Regions from separate parts of the Homo sapiens genome. Here region 2 is linked to region 1. A link is an interaction called in ENCODE POLR2A ChIA-PET data of the cell type or tissue named here. Cell type or tissue: GM12878. All regions are shown on one strand. Each heading gives the region's core, and the rest is flanking DNA. Links, peaks and the distances in the headings are about the cores only. Region 1 overlaps DNMT3A (DNA methyltransferase 3 alpha). Region 2 overlaps DTNB (dystrobrevin beta).

Region 1 (2,500 bases), core at 1-2,500:
CTGTGTGATCCTTTCTTACACTCGGGGGTCTGGGGTCTTCAGAAGATGGTTCAGAAGCAGCAGGCCTCCCCTCCCATGGGGCGTGTGCCCTTGGGCACCCTGAGCCCTCATGAAGGCTCCCGCGAGTTTGCTCCTCCTCCCACAGCCTTTCTGCCCTCACCGCCCGTCTGCTGTGCTTTCCTGAAAAGAGCCCCTGAAGGATCTCCGGCCTCGGGGCTGGCCTCTCCCTCCACAGACGGCACGGGGCTCCCCAGTCCCCTGGCATCCTTTCCAGATGCTTCCTCTGCTGTGCTCCTTAAATTGCCCTCTTTGGTCCTTCTCCAGCCCTCACTGCCGTGTCACTCTGCACAGCTTAGTGACAGTGCTCTTGAAGGTCAGCCATTCTGACCCCTAGCCAAGCCTCCTCATCCTCAGTATCTTTCTCAGACAGCTTTGGTCTCCAGTGTTGGCAGCCCTCCCCTTCCTTGCTCCCACAACACACCAGGGTCCTCTTCTGCACCTCCGAGCATTCTCTCTCTATCTCCTGTGTGAGCTCTGCCTCTCTCCAGCTTGACTGTGGCCACCACCTATGCTAAGACCGGGCACCTCTGTTCACCCTCCATGTGCATGTCTTTGGAGGCCTCCCAGAACTTGAGCCATGATGGTCTGCCCTGCAGACATGCCTCAGCTGGAGGATGGATGGAGGGGCCAGGGATGCTCTTCCCGCTGGTCTTATGTCTACAGCTGGTCACAGTAGGTTTCCATTTGTGTGTCCCACTGTCACCTAAAAATTAATGTGGCAAACCACAAGGTATTTTGCAATCACAGAAAATGAAAGTTGAGTAGGTTGTTGAGGGCCATCTTACTCAGGTCTCCAGGAGAGCTGTGGACCCTCTTCTACCTCTGTGCTGCCAGCACTGCCCTGGGTTGGCCCCTCCTTGGGGAGGGCCCAAAAGCCATCTTTGGCTCCTGACATCGTGCAGGGTATGAAGAGCAGCCTGTGGCCCATCTGCAGGGTCAGGACGTCTTTCTCCCCACTTCCCCAGCATCATTTCTGCTGGGGATTAGTCATGCCAGAGCCCAGCTGAGTCAGAAGGGACTTGTGGGTGGTTTGTGGCCAGGCTGGAGTAGTGAGGCAGGACTTTCTAGGTTTATGTCTCTGTGCCCCAGGAGACAAGCATGTCAGGGCCCAGCCGTGCACAGGTGTTATGTGAGGGGCGGGGAGTAAAACAAACTTCTGTTCCAAACTCGGTGAATGCAAGAGATGGAGAGGAGCTGAGATTCGGTCCCTGAGATCCTCCTGCAGGCTGACAGGCATGCGCGGTGCCAGCTCCACATGGCAGGGGTGTTCACAGCTGTACAAGTCCTCCACTTTCCATAGTTGTCCATTTCGAGTATTGCCTGGACTTCAAATAGATATTGCTAAATTTAATATTTCTTTTCACTTGATTTTCTTTTTTTTTTTTTGAGACAGTCTCGCTCTGTCTCCCAGGCTAGAGTGCAGTGGCGTGATCTTGGCTCACTGCAACCTCTGCCTCCCAGGTTCAAGCAATTCTCCTGCCTCAGCTTCCCTAGTAGCTGAGACTACAGGCGCGTGCCACCATGCCCGGCTAATTTTTTGTATTTTTAGTAGAGATGGGGTTTCATCGTGTTAGCAGGATGGTCTCAATCTCCTGACCTCATGATCCACCTGCCTCAGCCTCCCAAAGTGCTAGGATCATAGGCGTGAGCCACCATGCCCAGCGATTTTATTTTCAATAAAGGTGATTCATTAAGTAGATCACAAATGTAATTGTGTATCTGTGAACAAAAGCTTTCTCATATAAATAAACTTTTAACTCAAATCCTTTATCAGAGCTTGTGTTATGATTTTATGGTTCGGAAAATGTGGTCATAAAGAGAGAGAGATGCCTTCCGGGGGGACAGCAGCGTCTGCCCTGAAGTTCCCCAAAGGATGTATTATTTATATATATATATATATATATATATATATATATATATATATATATATATATATATATTATATTATTTAGATATATAAATATATATCTAAATATATATCTAAATAATATATTATTTAGATATCTAAATAATATATTATTTAGATATCTAAATAATATATTATTTAGATATATATATGGGTGTGGGTATTTTTATAGAGATGGAGTCTCACTATGTTGCCCAGGCTGGTCTCAAACTCCTGGCCTCAAGGGATCCTCCTGCCTTGGCTTCTCAAAGTGCTGGGATTACAGGCATGAGCCACGGTGCCTGGCCAAGGATATATTTTAAGTGGGGCTCTGAGGGGTGCCTCAAGCCTCATCAGGCAGGAGGGGAGTTGGTGGGGGCATATTACACAGCCCTGGAAGTGTGGCTCGTGGGACAGGAGGAGGCTGGGGCTGGAAGGGAAGCCAGGGCCAGCCCCAGACAGGCCTGGAATGCTACACTGCTGGGATCCACCTCTGGCCTCACAGGCTGTGTCTGTGCCTGCAGGACGGAGAGGAGCAGGAGGAGCCGCGTGGCA
Region 2 (12,788 bases), core at 2,572-5,071, 96 kb before region 1:
TCTGAACACTTTTCTTGGAACATGATGCAGAGCTTTCTCGGGTTCTCAGGGTCTTTGCTGATTTGAAAATGAAGAGCCAGCAGTCTAGAGAGCTTATCAGATTGTAATGTTTCACTGGCTCTACATTTGCAACAGAATTGTTTCCAACTGTTATACAAGGGACCTCTGTATTGAGAGAACCTGAGTCACAGGGCATTTATTGTGTTTAGTTATTGGTTAGACCCATGATTGGCCTGTGCTGGACTCAAGCCTTTGTTACAGCTTGTACTACAACAAGATTCCACTCCTTATATCAGGAAACCTTAAAACACTGAGTAGCACATTGCAGAGCTTCCCTTGCTTCTCCAGGCGAATTGCCCTCTCCTGGCAGCTGAAACCCAGAGGCACAAGAGTCTTTTGTGCCTATCATTGGACAACATATCCCCATCCTTGGAGCCACCTGACTAGTTGCTCTACCTTTGCAGATTTCTAGGTGTTTCTCAGGTTTCCTGTAATCTCAGGGTGCCAACTGTGATGCCTCCCCCTCCCCAAGTCTCCCACTGTGCCGCGTATTCTAGACTGGTTCGCGTTGAGCGGAGTGTTCAGCAGTCTCCATGGAGAAGGGCCTGCCTCTCTGAACATAAAGCCCATCTGTGCTTTTGAGACGAGGTGCATTTGCACAGTGCGGTGCTCCATCTTGATTTTTAGTGTGTTCTGTCTGGCCTGTGCCTATCAAGTAAACAGAAGGAACAAACTCCAGCCAGATTCAGAGGTGATTGTCAGCATGTCAGGAATGTTGCTGTGCACAGAAGGTTTCTCAGACTGCATGTGCGCCACACACTCCAGTTTGTACTTATTTAGTTAGAAGGACCTTATTTCAGACTCTTTCCTGAGATAGTTCCATCTTATACAGAGTATCCTGCTCCCTACACCTCCTCATCAGCATCATCTGTACAAGGCCTACGTGGCCAGCAGCTGTGGTACGGACTCCACTTGTGAGAAAGGAAAGTTAGAAGCAGAATATGCCATGACGTGACCGAGATGCTGCTGGGACCCCAGAAGAGCATTCCTCACTGACAGAATGGTCAGAACTGAAGCAAAGTGTTGGTTCTTGCCATGTCTGAGACGAGGTTAACTTAGCGAAGATCATAGGTCACAGAATTTTATATCTGAAAAATACAGTTTTTATCCCAGACAAGTGATATCCCACTTGTCTGATTCATTAGCAGCGAGTCACTAGGCCTAGCCCACATTGAAGGGGAGGAGACTCCACCCGGATATGAATGCAGGGGAGGGTCCCTTGGGGCCATCTCAGAGGTCTGGTGACCACATTTGCTTATCTAGTTAAAGTATCTCACATAAAGATTCACTGGTTGGCTGGGCCCAGCACTCCTGTAATCACAGCACTTTGGGAGGCTGAGGTGGGCAGATCACATGAGAACAGGAGTTCAAGACCAGCCTGGCCAACATGGCAAAACTCCATCTCTACTAAAAATACAAAAATTAGCCAGATGTGGTGGTGCATGTCTGTAATCCCAGCTACTCAGGAAGCTGAGGCACGAGAATCACTTGAACCCAGGAGGTGGAGGTTGCAGTGAGCCAAGATCACACCACTGTGCTCTAGCCTGGGAAACAGCAAGATCCTGTCTAAAAAAAAAAAAAAGGTCAGGGGCGATGGCTCACGCCTGTAATCCCAGCACTTTGGGAAGCCAAGCGAGGCAGGTGGATCATGAGGCCAAGAGATTGAGACTATCCTGGCCAACATGGTGAAACCCCATCTCTACTAAAAATACAAAAATTAGCTGGGCATGGTGGTGCACGCCTGTAGTCCCAGCTACTCAGGAGGCTGAGGCAGGAGAATCATTTGAACCCAGGAGGCAGAGGTTGCAGTGAGCCGAGATCGCGCCACTGCACTCCAGCCTGGTGACAGAGAGATTCCGTCTCAAAAAAGAAAAGATTCACTGACGACTGATAGATGTATTACTTCCTGGAGATTACTACCTGCTCCAGCACTTTTCCTGCTCTTTTCCACTTTTCATTACAGAAGAAAAAGGGCCAAAAATGTGATGCACTTCATTGTCATTTAACAAGTATTTATTAAGAATTTACCTGTGCTGAGCACAGGGATTCAGAGGATGGAATTTAAGAAGTGAGATAGTGCTGTGATGGAGACACACAAGATTCCGTGGGAGTATCTCAGAAAGACATTGTCTCATCCTAGAGGAGATAGTAGTGAGACTGATGCCCAGGGGACCAGCAGGAGCCAATCAGACAGCATGGGGGAGAGTAGTGCTCCCAGCAGAGGGAGTGGCAAGAGAGAGCAGAGTCCCATCAACAGAGTCAAGTGTGGATGGGCCCACACTTTTGCTTTTTTGTCAAAACCACCAAGGAACAGAGTTGGTTGACATCCCTTGCGTGATGTATATCTCATCCAAGATCGGCTCCGGTCTCCAGGCTTCCTGAACCCTTAGCCTCAGGCCTGGCGAAAGCCCATGCATATTGGTGAGCTATCACTTGTGCCTCTGACCCACCCAGGATTGCAAACTGGTATTACCCTACACAAACCAGAATTCACGGAGGGCCCTGACAGCTCTGTCCTGGCTTCATTTTCATCCAGTGTGATCCTAACGCCAAGGGCTGGGGCATAAGACCCATGGAGAAATAACACCTGCCCAGGAGTCGTAGCTTTTCTCTTTCAACTGCTCTGAACAAACACAACTTCTAGAATCTGGTTTTTATCTTCCTCAGAAGGCATGCCCTAGGTAATGATCCCAGGAAGAGGGTCTGATTATTTCCAGGCTGATGGTGGGCAGGAGGTTTCACTTCCAGATACTAGAGCTTTAGACACATGTGGCTGGCCACCCTGCCTACCCCTCTTGTCTCATCCCCCATCATCATTTCAATATCAAAGTATTTGCAAAGGTTCAGTGTCATGCTGTTATGAAGCAGCCTGGATGTTCACCTGGGTCCTATGACTCTGATGTGCGGTCCTCAGGCCATGGTGCCTGGCCCAGATCATGCAGAGGGAGATTCCTGAGTCCTCGCCATATGTTTAATGCTGGCTGGGCCATCTGTCTTACAGTGAAGTGTGTTAGCATTTCAGAGGTCATTCTTTTTTTTTTTTTTTTTTTTTTTTGAGACAGTCTTGCTCTGTCACCCAGGCTGGAGGGCAGTGGCAGGATTTTGGCTCACTGCAAGCTCCACCTCCTGGGTTCAAGCGATTCTCCTGCGTCAGCCTTCTGAGTAGCTGGGATTATAGGCATGCGCCACCATGCCCAGCTAATTTTTGTATGTTTAGTAGAGACAGGGTTTCGCCATGTTGGCCAGGCTGGTCTCAAACTCCTCACCTTAGGTGATGCACCTACCTCGGCCTCCCAAAGTGCTGGGATTACAGGCATGAGCCACCGGGCCCGGCCCATTTTTGTTCTTTAAGTGGATTTAATTTCCATCTTGAGTTCCTACGCTGTCTGAACTGGTCACTTAATCTAGGCATTTCCAGGCAAACTCGAAACCAGCCCTCAGAGATTCTTATCCTGCTTCCTGTGCCCTGAGATTTGCCTATTCTGGACATTTTATATAAATGGGATCATACGATATGTGGTCTTCTGTGACTGGCTTCTGTGACTGGCTTCTTGCACGTAGCATACTGTTTTCTTTCTTTTTTTTTTTTTTTTTTGAGACAGAGTCTCTTTCTGTCATCCAGGCTGGAGTGCAGTGGCGCTATCTCAGCTCACTGCAGCCTCTGCCTCCCAGATTCAAGCAATTCTTCTCCCTTGGCCTCCTGAATTGATGGACATTTGAATTGTTTTTACTTTTTGGCTATGTCGAATAACGCTGCTATGAACATTTGGGTTCAGATTTTTGTGTGGACATGTTTTCATGTCTCATGGATATATACCTAGGAATGGAATTGCTGCCAGTCTGTCCAAAGCAGCTGCACTATTTTACTTTTTTTTGGGTGGGGGAGGTGGGGGTGTGGGGGTGGTATTTGGTCTTTATTCCGTAGATGGCTTAAAGAAATTCAGTTATCTAAAATCTCAGGACAAATTTATCCCTTTTATCTTATATTCAATTCAGAAATTGTTGAGATTTTCCTAGAATCACAGTCTGCAAATACATGACAGTGAAGGATTGGAAGGTGGTAATAGGAAAAGTAGCTGGGGAGACAAAACAGTGCCCAGACTGAGGTTTTAATGTTAGGAAAAAAGAACATTAATGATACTGCAGAATGGTCACAAGAGCTATCCCTAGCACCAGTCTTTTTTTTTTTTTTTTTTTTTTTAGTTCCTTTTATTAATTTCAATAGGTTTTGGGGGAACATGGCGGGAGGGGCAGATTTGGTTACATGGATAAGTTCTTTAGTGATTTCTGAGGTTTTGGTGCCCCCGTCACCCAAGCAGTGTACACTGTACCCAATGTGTAGTCTTTTATCCCTCACCCCCCTCCCACCCTTTCCCTCAAGTCCCAAAAGTCCAGTGTATCATTCTTTTTTTTTTTCCTCCTGAGACAGTGTCTTGCTCTGTTGCCTAGGCTGGAGTGCAGTGACACAATCTCAGTTCACTGCACCCTCCGCCTCCTGGGTTCAAGGGATTCTCCTGCCTCAGCCTCCCAAGTAGCTGGTATTACAGACATGAACCACCACATCTGGCTAATTTTTGTATTTTTAGTAGAGATGGAGTTTCACCATGTTGGCCAGGCTGGTCTCGAACTCCTGTCCTCAAGTGATCCGCCCATCTTGGCCTCCCAAAGTGCTGGGATTGCAGACCAGTGTATCATTCTTACACCTTTGCATTCTCATAGCTTAGCTCCCACTTATGGATAAGAACAACGATGTTTGGTTTTCCATTCCTGAGTCACTTCACTTAGAATAATGGTCTCCAGTTCCATCCAGGTTGCTGTGAATGCCATTGTTTTGTTCCTTTTTATGACTGAATAGTATTCCATGGTATGCATTTACCACATTTTCTTTATCCACTCGTTGATTGATGGGCATTTGGGCTGGTTCCATATTTTTGCAATTGTGAATTGTCCTAGCACCAGTCTTCAGGAGGGAGGGAGGGAATATTTAATTACAGCTCCTTATATGTAATTCTGGGCTACATTTTTTAACTTGTCTATTAATCCTTTTATAATATTCCATATTATGTAAGAGAAAACTAAGATTCAGTAGGATTAATTTATTTACTCAAAGAAAATGTTGAAATAAGAATGCAAATTCCATCTCTAGTGCTTTCTTCACAACATAAATTTTTATCTAGCTTCCTTGCTCACTGGAAGTACCTTTATCAATTACATGAGAAATACCTACAAATCAGTTGCAATGATTTATTCATGTATTAATTTGTTTAATCATGATTTTGTCACATAGATTTTGAATATTTGCTATTGCTAGAAACTGATGCTGATGTGGTTAGAGAGATGTATGTAAATATTTAAATATACATAAATATATATTTATATTTATATTTATGTATATATTGTGATTTATATATTTATGTACATAAATATACATGTATATTATGTAATTGGTATATTTATGTGTATTTATGTATTTACAAATATGTATACTGTGATTTATATATTTATGTATACATATTATGTGATACATAAACTTTTAAATTTTTTAATTTTTTTATTTCAATAGGTTTTTGGGGAACAGGTAGTATTTGATTACATGAATAAGTTTGTTAGTGGTGATTTCTGAGATTTTGGTGTACCCATCATCCAAGCAGTGTACACTGTACCCCATGTGTAGTCTTTTATCCTTTTCCACACCCCACCCTTTCCCCGAGTCCCCAAAGTCCAATATATCATTCTTAGGCCTTTGTGTCCTCATAGCTAAGCTCCCACATATGAGTGAGAATGTACAATGTTTGGTTTTCCATTCCTGAGTTACTTCACTTAGAAAAATAGTCTCCAATTCCATCCAGGTGGCTGTGAATGCCATTATTTCATTCTTTTTTATAGCTGAGTAGTATTCCATGGTGTATCTATCCCATTTGTTTTACCCACTCATTGATTGATGGGCATTTGGGCTGGTTCCATATTTTTGCAATTGCAAATTGTGCTGCTATAAACATGCGTATGCAAGTATCTTTTTTGTATAATGACTTACTTCCCTGTAGGTAGATACCTAGTAATGGGATTGCTGGATCAAACAGTAGATCTACTTTTAGTTCTTTAAGGAATCACCACACTGTTTTTCATAGTAGTTGTACTAGTTTACATTCCCACCAACAGTGTAAAAGTGTTCCTTTTTCACTGCATTCACACCGACATCTATTATTTTTTGAGCTTTTTATTGCCATTCTTGTAAGAGTAAGGTGGTATTGCATTGTAATTTTGATTTGCATTTCCCTGATAATTAGTAATTTGAGCATTTTTCCATATACTTGTTGGCCATTTGTATACCATCTTTTGAGAATTTTCTATTCATGTCCTTAGCCCACTTTTTTATGGGATTATTTTTTTCTTGCTGATTTGTTTTCTTTGTAGATTCTGAATATTAGTCCTGTGTCAGATGTATAGTTTGTGAAGATTTTCTTCCACTCTGTGGGTTGTTTGTTAACTTTGCTGATTATTTCTTTTGCTGTGCAGAAGCTATTTAGTTTAATTAAGTCCCATCTATTTATCTTTGTTTGTTGCATTTGCTTTTGGGTTCTCGGTCATGGAGTCTTTGCCTAAGCCAATGTCTAGAAGGGTTTTTCCAATGTTATCTTCTAGAATCTTTATGGTTTCAGGTCTTAGATTTAAGTCTTTGATCCAACCTGAGTTGATTTTTGTATAAGGTGAGAGATGAGGATCCAGTTTCATTCTTCTATGTGTCTTGCCAGTTATCTCAGCATCATTTGTTAAGTAGGGTGTCCTTTCCCCATTTTTTGTTTTTGTTTGCTTTGTCAAAGATCAGTTGGGTGTAAGTATTTGGCTTTATTTCTGGGTTCCCTATTGTGTTCCATTGGTGTATGTGCCTATTTTTATACCAGTACCATGCTGTTTTGATGACTGAGGCCTTATAGCATAGTTTGAAGTTGAGTAATGTGATGCCTCCAGATTTATTCTTTTTGCTTAGTCTTGCTGTGGCTATGTGGGCTCTTTTTTGGTTCCATATGAATTTAAGGGTTGTTTTTTCTAGTCCTGTGAGGAATGATGGTGGTATTTTGATGGGAATTGCATTGAATTTGTAGATTGCTTTTGGCAGTATGATTATTTTCACAATATTGACTCTACCCATCCATGAGCATGGGATGTGTTTCCATTTGTTCATGTCATCTATGATTTCTTTCAGCAGTGTTTTATAGTTTTCCTTATAGAGGTCTTTCATATCCTTAGTTAGGTATATTCCTAAGTATTTTATTTTATTTTATTTTATTTTTTGCAGGTATTCTGAAAGGGGTTGAGTTCTTGATTTGATTCTCAGCTTGGTCGCTGTTGATATATAGCAGAGCTACTGATTTGTGTACAATAATTTTGTATCCTGAAACTTTGCTGAATTCATTTACCAGTTCTAGGAGCTTTTTGGATGAGTCTTTAGAATTTTCTAGGTATACAATCATATAATCAGCAAACAGTGACAGTTTGACTTCCTCTTTACCGATTTGGATGCCCTTTCTTTCTTTCTCTTGTCTGATTGCTCTGGCTAGGACTTCCAGTACTATGTTGAATAGAAGTGGTGAAAGTGAGCATCCTTGTCTTGTTCCAGTTCTCAGGGGGAATGCTCTCAACTTTTCCCTGTTCAGTATAATATTGGCTCTGGGTTTGTCATAGATGGCTTTTATTACATTAAGGTATGTCCCTTCTATGCCAGTTTTGCTGAGGGTTTTAGTCATAAAGCGATGCTGGATTTTGTCTAATGCTTTTTCTGCATTTATTGGATCATGTGATTTTTGTTTTTAATTCTGTTTATGTGGTATATCACATTTATTGACTTACGTATGTTAAACCATCCCTGTGTCCCTGGTATGAAACCCACTTGATCATGGTGGATTATCTTTTTGATATGCTGTTGGATTTGGTTCACTAGTATTTTTTTGAGGATTTGTGCATCAGGGATATTGGTCTGTAGCTTTCTTGTTTTGTTATGTCCTTCCCTGGTTTTGGTATTAGGGTTATACTGGCTTCGTAGAATGATTTACGCAGGATTCCCTCTTTTTCTATCTTTTGCAATAGTGTCAGTAGGATTGGTACCAATTCTTCTTTGAATGTCTGATGGAGTTCAGCTGTGAATCCATCTGGTCCTGGACTGTTTTTTGTTGGCAATTTTTTTTATTACCATTTCAATCTCACTGCTTGTTATTGGTCTATTCAGATATTCTGTATCTTCCTGGTTTAATCTAGGAGGATTGTATATTTCCAGGAATTTATCCATTTCCTCTAGGTTTTCTAGTTTATGCATGTAAAGGTGTTCATGGTAACTTTAAATCTTTTGTATTTCTGTGGTATCAGTAGTAGTAGCTCTCGTTTCGTTTCTATTTGAGCTTATTTGGATCTTCTCTCTTCTTTTCTTGGTTAATCTTGCTAATGGTCTATCAATTTTATTTATCTTTTGAAAGAACCAGCTTTTGGTTTCATTCACTCACTCATTCATTCATTCATTCATTCATTTTTGAGATGGAGTCTCACTCTGTTGCCCAGGCTGGTGTACAGTGGTGTGATCTCAGCTCACTGCAGCCTCCACCTCCCGGGTTCAAGAGATTCTCCTGCCTCAGCCTCCCGAGTAGCTGGGATTACAGGTGCGTGCCACCACACCCTGTTAATTTTTGTTTTTTTCAGTGGAGATGGGGTTTCACCATGTTGCCCAGGCTGGTCTCGAACTCCTGACCTCAAGTGATCCACCCACCTTGGCCTCCCAAAGTGCTGGGATTACAGGCGTGAGCCACCGTGCCTGGCCTGTTTCATTTATCTTTTGTATTGTTTTGTGTGTATGTGTTTCAGTTTCATTTAGTTCTGCTCTGATCTTCGTTATTTCTCTTCTGCTGGGTTTGGGCTTGGATTGTTCTTGTTTCTCCAGTTCTGTGAGGTGTGACCTTAGATTGTCTGTGCTCTTTCAGACTTTTTGATGTAGGCATTTAATGCTATGAACTTTCCTCTTAGCATCACTTTTTCCGTATCCCAAAGGTTTTGATAGATTCTGTCACTATTATTCAGTTCAAAGAATTTTTAAATTTCCATCTTGATTTCATTGTTGATCCAACCATCATTCAGGAGCAGATTATTTAATTTCCATGTATTTGCATGGTTTTGAGGGTTCCTTTTGGAGTTGCTTTCCAATTTTATTCTAATGTCGTCTGATAGAGTGCTTGATATGATTTTGGTTTTCTTAAATTTACTGAGACTTGTTTTGTGGCCTATCCTATGGCCATTTTACATTTCTATCAGCAGTATATTAGGGTTCTAATTTCTCCACATCCTTGCCAACACTTGTTATTACCTGTCTTTTTTATTATAGTCATCCTTGTGGGTGTGCGGTGATGTCTCATTGTAGTTTTGATTTGCATTTCCCTAATAATGCTGAGCATCTTTCCATGTACTTACTGGATATTTATATATCTTTGGAGGAATGTCTATTCAGATCCTTTGCCCATTTTAAAATATTATTTGTCCTTTTATTATTGAGTTGTAAGAGTTCTTTATATATTTTATATATAGATCATGTATCATATATAGTTTGCAAACATTTTCTCCCTTTCTGGGGGTTGACTTTCACTTTCTTGATGGTATTCTTCAAAGCACAAAAGTTTTACTTTTGATAATATTCAATGTATCTAGTTTTTCTTTCATAGCTTGGGCTTTTGATGTCATATCTAAAAAGTCATTGCCTAGGCCAGGCGCGGTGGCTCACACCTGTAATCCCAGCACTTTGGGAGGCCGAGGCAGGTGGATCACGAGGTCAGGAGATCGAGACCATCCTGGCTAACATGGTGAAACCCTGTCTCTACGAAAAATACAAAAAATTAGCCGGGAGTGGTGACGGGCACCTGTAGTCCCAGCTAGTCAAGAGGCTGAGGCAGGAGAATGGTGTGAACCCGGGAGGCGGAGCTTGTGGTGAGCCGAGATTGCACCACTGCACTCCAGCCTGGGCAACAGAGCAAGACTCCGTCTCAAAAAAAAAAAAAAAAAAAGTCATTACCTAATCCAAGATTATAAAGCCTTCCCCCTATGTTTTCTCTAAGAATGTTATAATTTCAGCTCCTATGTTTAAGTTATTGACTAATTCTGAATTGATTTGTTCATATGTTTTTTAATGATATCTTTTGAAAAGCAGAAGTTTGGTCGGGCTCAGTGGCTCACACCTGTAATCCTAGCACTTTGGGAGGCCGAGGCGGGTGGATCACCTGAGGTCAGGAGTTTGAAGCCAGCCTGGCCAAGATGGCGAAACCCCATCTCTACTAAAAATATAAGAAAAGCCAGGCATGGTGGCACACACGCACCTGTAATCCCATCTACTTTGGAGGCTGAGGCAGGAGAATTGGTTGAACCCAGGGGACGGAGGTTGCACTGAGCCAAAATCGCACCACTTCACTCCAGCCTGGGTGAAAGAGTGAAACTCCATCTCAAAAAAAAAAAAGAGAAGACGAAAAGAAAAAGAAAAGAAAAAGTTTAAAATTTCAATGAAAGCCAGTTTATCTGTTTGGTTTTGTTTTTACATATCATGGTTTGGGTGTTTTCTTAGAGAAATTTTATAGTTTTAGCCCTTATAGTTACTATGATCCATTTTAGTTTTAGCTCTTATAGTTACTATGATCCATTTTGATTTAGTTCATATTTATTTGTATCATGGAAAGATCTCAGAAAGCATGCTAAGTGATTAAAGCAAATTGCAAAGTGATATGAGCAGTACAATACCATTCATGCAAAATTTAAAAGCGTGAAATACCATCTATTATTCATAGCTATACATGCACATATAGGTTAAAAGTTTCACAGCAGAATTTTGATAGGGGTTGCCTCTGAAGGGAGGAGAGGAAAGAACTGGAACAGGAAAGAACTGGTGGACAAAAATATTGCAAATTTTTCTGCAATATTTTTAGGTTGAAATACATTTGACACAATATGAAGTTACCAATTTGGGGTGGTTAATTATGTTGTACTTTTTAGTTTTCTGTATTTTTTTTAACTTCTCAAAATACACATACACACACACACACACACACACACACACACACACACAAATGATTCAAAGTAAGAACCACAGAAAACAATCCATTTCTGTTGAGTTTGGTGGCCACACGGTTGAAGCACTGCGGTGGGGTGTCGTGCGTCCAGCCTGTCCACCTGTTCAGGGCCAATTCTGTTTGTATATGGGGTTTCTAGCTGAGAAAGCTAGAAGAAGGATAACTGTCTTCATTTGAATTCACTCTCACACTTTGGCTTCTATTTTTTCCAGTTTTGCTTCCACAGAAAACCCTAGTCCACCTTCCACACTCAGTTCCCGTTGTGCTGAAGAGCTACAGAGCCCACATCTCAGTGAGCGGCCCTTGATTAGTTTTCTCCTTTTATTTATTTTATCCCATTGCTCCAAACTTTCTCCACAACTATACCAGGGCCTCCCAAGGAAAGCTTGGTTTCTGTTTACCATGTGTCCTTTCTCACCTCGTCCCCGCGGGGTGGCCCCGGACAGCCTTGCTGTACATGTGCAGTGCATGTGGCATGACTGGCCCCATGGCCCCGCTTGCAGCCTGCAGCCGAGCTCCGCACATGCTCAGAGCATGCCCTGCAGGAAGTGGGGTCACAACCTGCAGAGTGCACACTGCCACCCTTGGAGTCAAGGGGTTGTTCCCATGCCTCCCACTGGCAAGCTGTGTGGCCTGACACAACGTCTCTTTCCATTCTTCTTCTTCTATAAAATGGACATAAAAATATATACCCTGGCTTGGTATGGTGGCTCACACCTGTAATCCTAGCACTTTGGGAGGCGAAGGCGAGCAGATTGCATGAGCTCAGGAGTTAAAGACCAACCTGGACAACGTGTTGAAACCCCGTATCTACTAAAAATACAAAAAATTAGCCCAGCGTGGTGGCGCACACCTGTAGTCCCAGCTACTCGGGAGGCTGAAGCAGGAGAATCTCTTGAACCTGGGAGGCGGAGGTTACAGTGAGCTGAGATCGTGCCACTGCACTCCACCTGGGCAACAAAGCAAGACTCTGTCTCCAAAAAAGATATATACGTATATAAATATATACATACACACACACACACACACACACACACGTATGTCCTTTCCACTCACAGGTTGCCGGCAGCAGCGGGGGGAGGGGTCCAAATGAGAACATGTACATGAATGTGTTTGCAAACAAAATGAAAGCTGTTTGCATGTTACTTCCTGCCCTGCAAGCCAAGCCCTTCTAGAGCCCTGGCCCAGTCACGCAGCTCACTCTGTCTCCACCACTCTGTGCCAGCCTCTTCTTTCCCTCCCATTCTTGGTCTTGTTCTTAGGATGTTCTCTCTCTCTGCCCTGCACGCCCCCTTCCTTTTTTCCTTTTCTTCCTCTCTCCAGTCTTGGAAGCAGCCTAACTCCTTCCTTTCAAGTATGATCTTGTACCACTGAACTGAGGCCCACTGGCTGGCTCTGGTTGATGGAGAAAAAGTACTTTCTTCCTTCCTCAAAGAGGTCAGGTACTTGAGATAACGTATTTTCTGTCTTTGAATCTCCAGGCTCAGGCCACAGGGTCACCACATACATCGCCCACCCATGGAGGCGGCCGGCCAATGCCCATGCCAGTGCGCTCCACGTCTGCCGGCTCCACCCCCACCCACTGTCCGCAGGACTCGCTGAGCGGAGTCGGGGGAGACGTGCAGGAGGCCTTCGCAC

The links. Peaks named below come from ENCODE experiments on the same cell type or tissue, not always from the same donor. Only the 100,000 strongest peaks of a DNase experiment are listed, where the experiment ranks them.
Region 2: POLR2A ChIA-PET joins it to region 1 with 5 read pairs; 4 of 35 experiments call an interaction of 5 or more read pairs at or near these places.

What each region holds. Positions count from the first base shown.
Region 1 is chr2:25,300,213-25,302,712 of GRCh38, reverse strand. It overlaps DNMT3A (DNA methyltransferase 3 alpha), which reads left to right. Exons shown (of 23, transcript NM_022552.5): 3 at 2,470-2,500. Among named protein-coding and RNA genes, the nearest start is that of MIR1301, 27 kb to the left of the region's middle. In GM12878, for the core only: no CTCF peak of the experiment used is centred there; a DNase peak (open chromatin) is centred at 1,072; H3K4me3 peaks cover 744 bases; H3K27ac peaks cover 1,304 bases.
Region 2 is chr2:25,388,205-25,400,992 of GRCh38, reverse strand. It overlaps DTNB (dystrobrevin beta), which reads left to right. Exons shown (of 21, transcript NM_021907.5): 17 at 12,632-12,788. Among named protein-coding and RNA genes, the nearest start is that of DTNB-AS1, 26 kb to the left of the region's middle. RefSeq lists an enhancer at 12,367-12,576. In GM12878, for the core only: no CTCF peak of the experiment used is centred there; no DNase peak of the experiment used is centred there.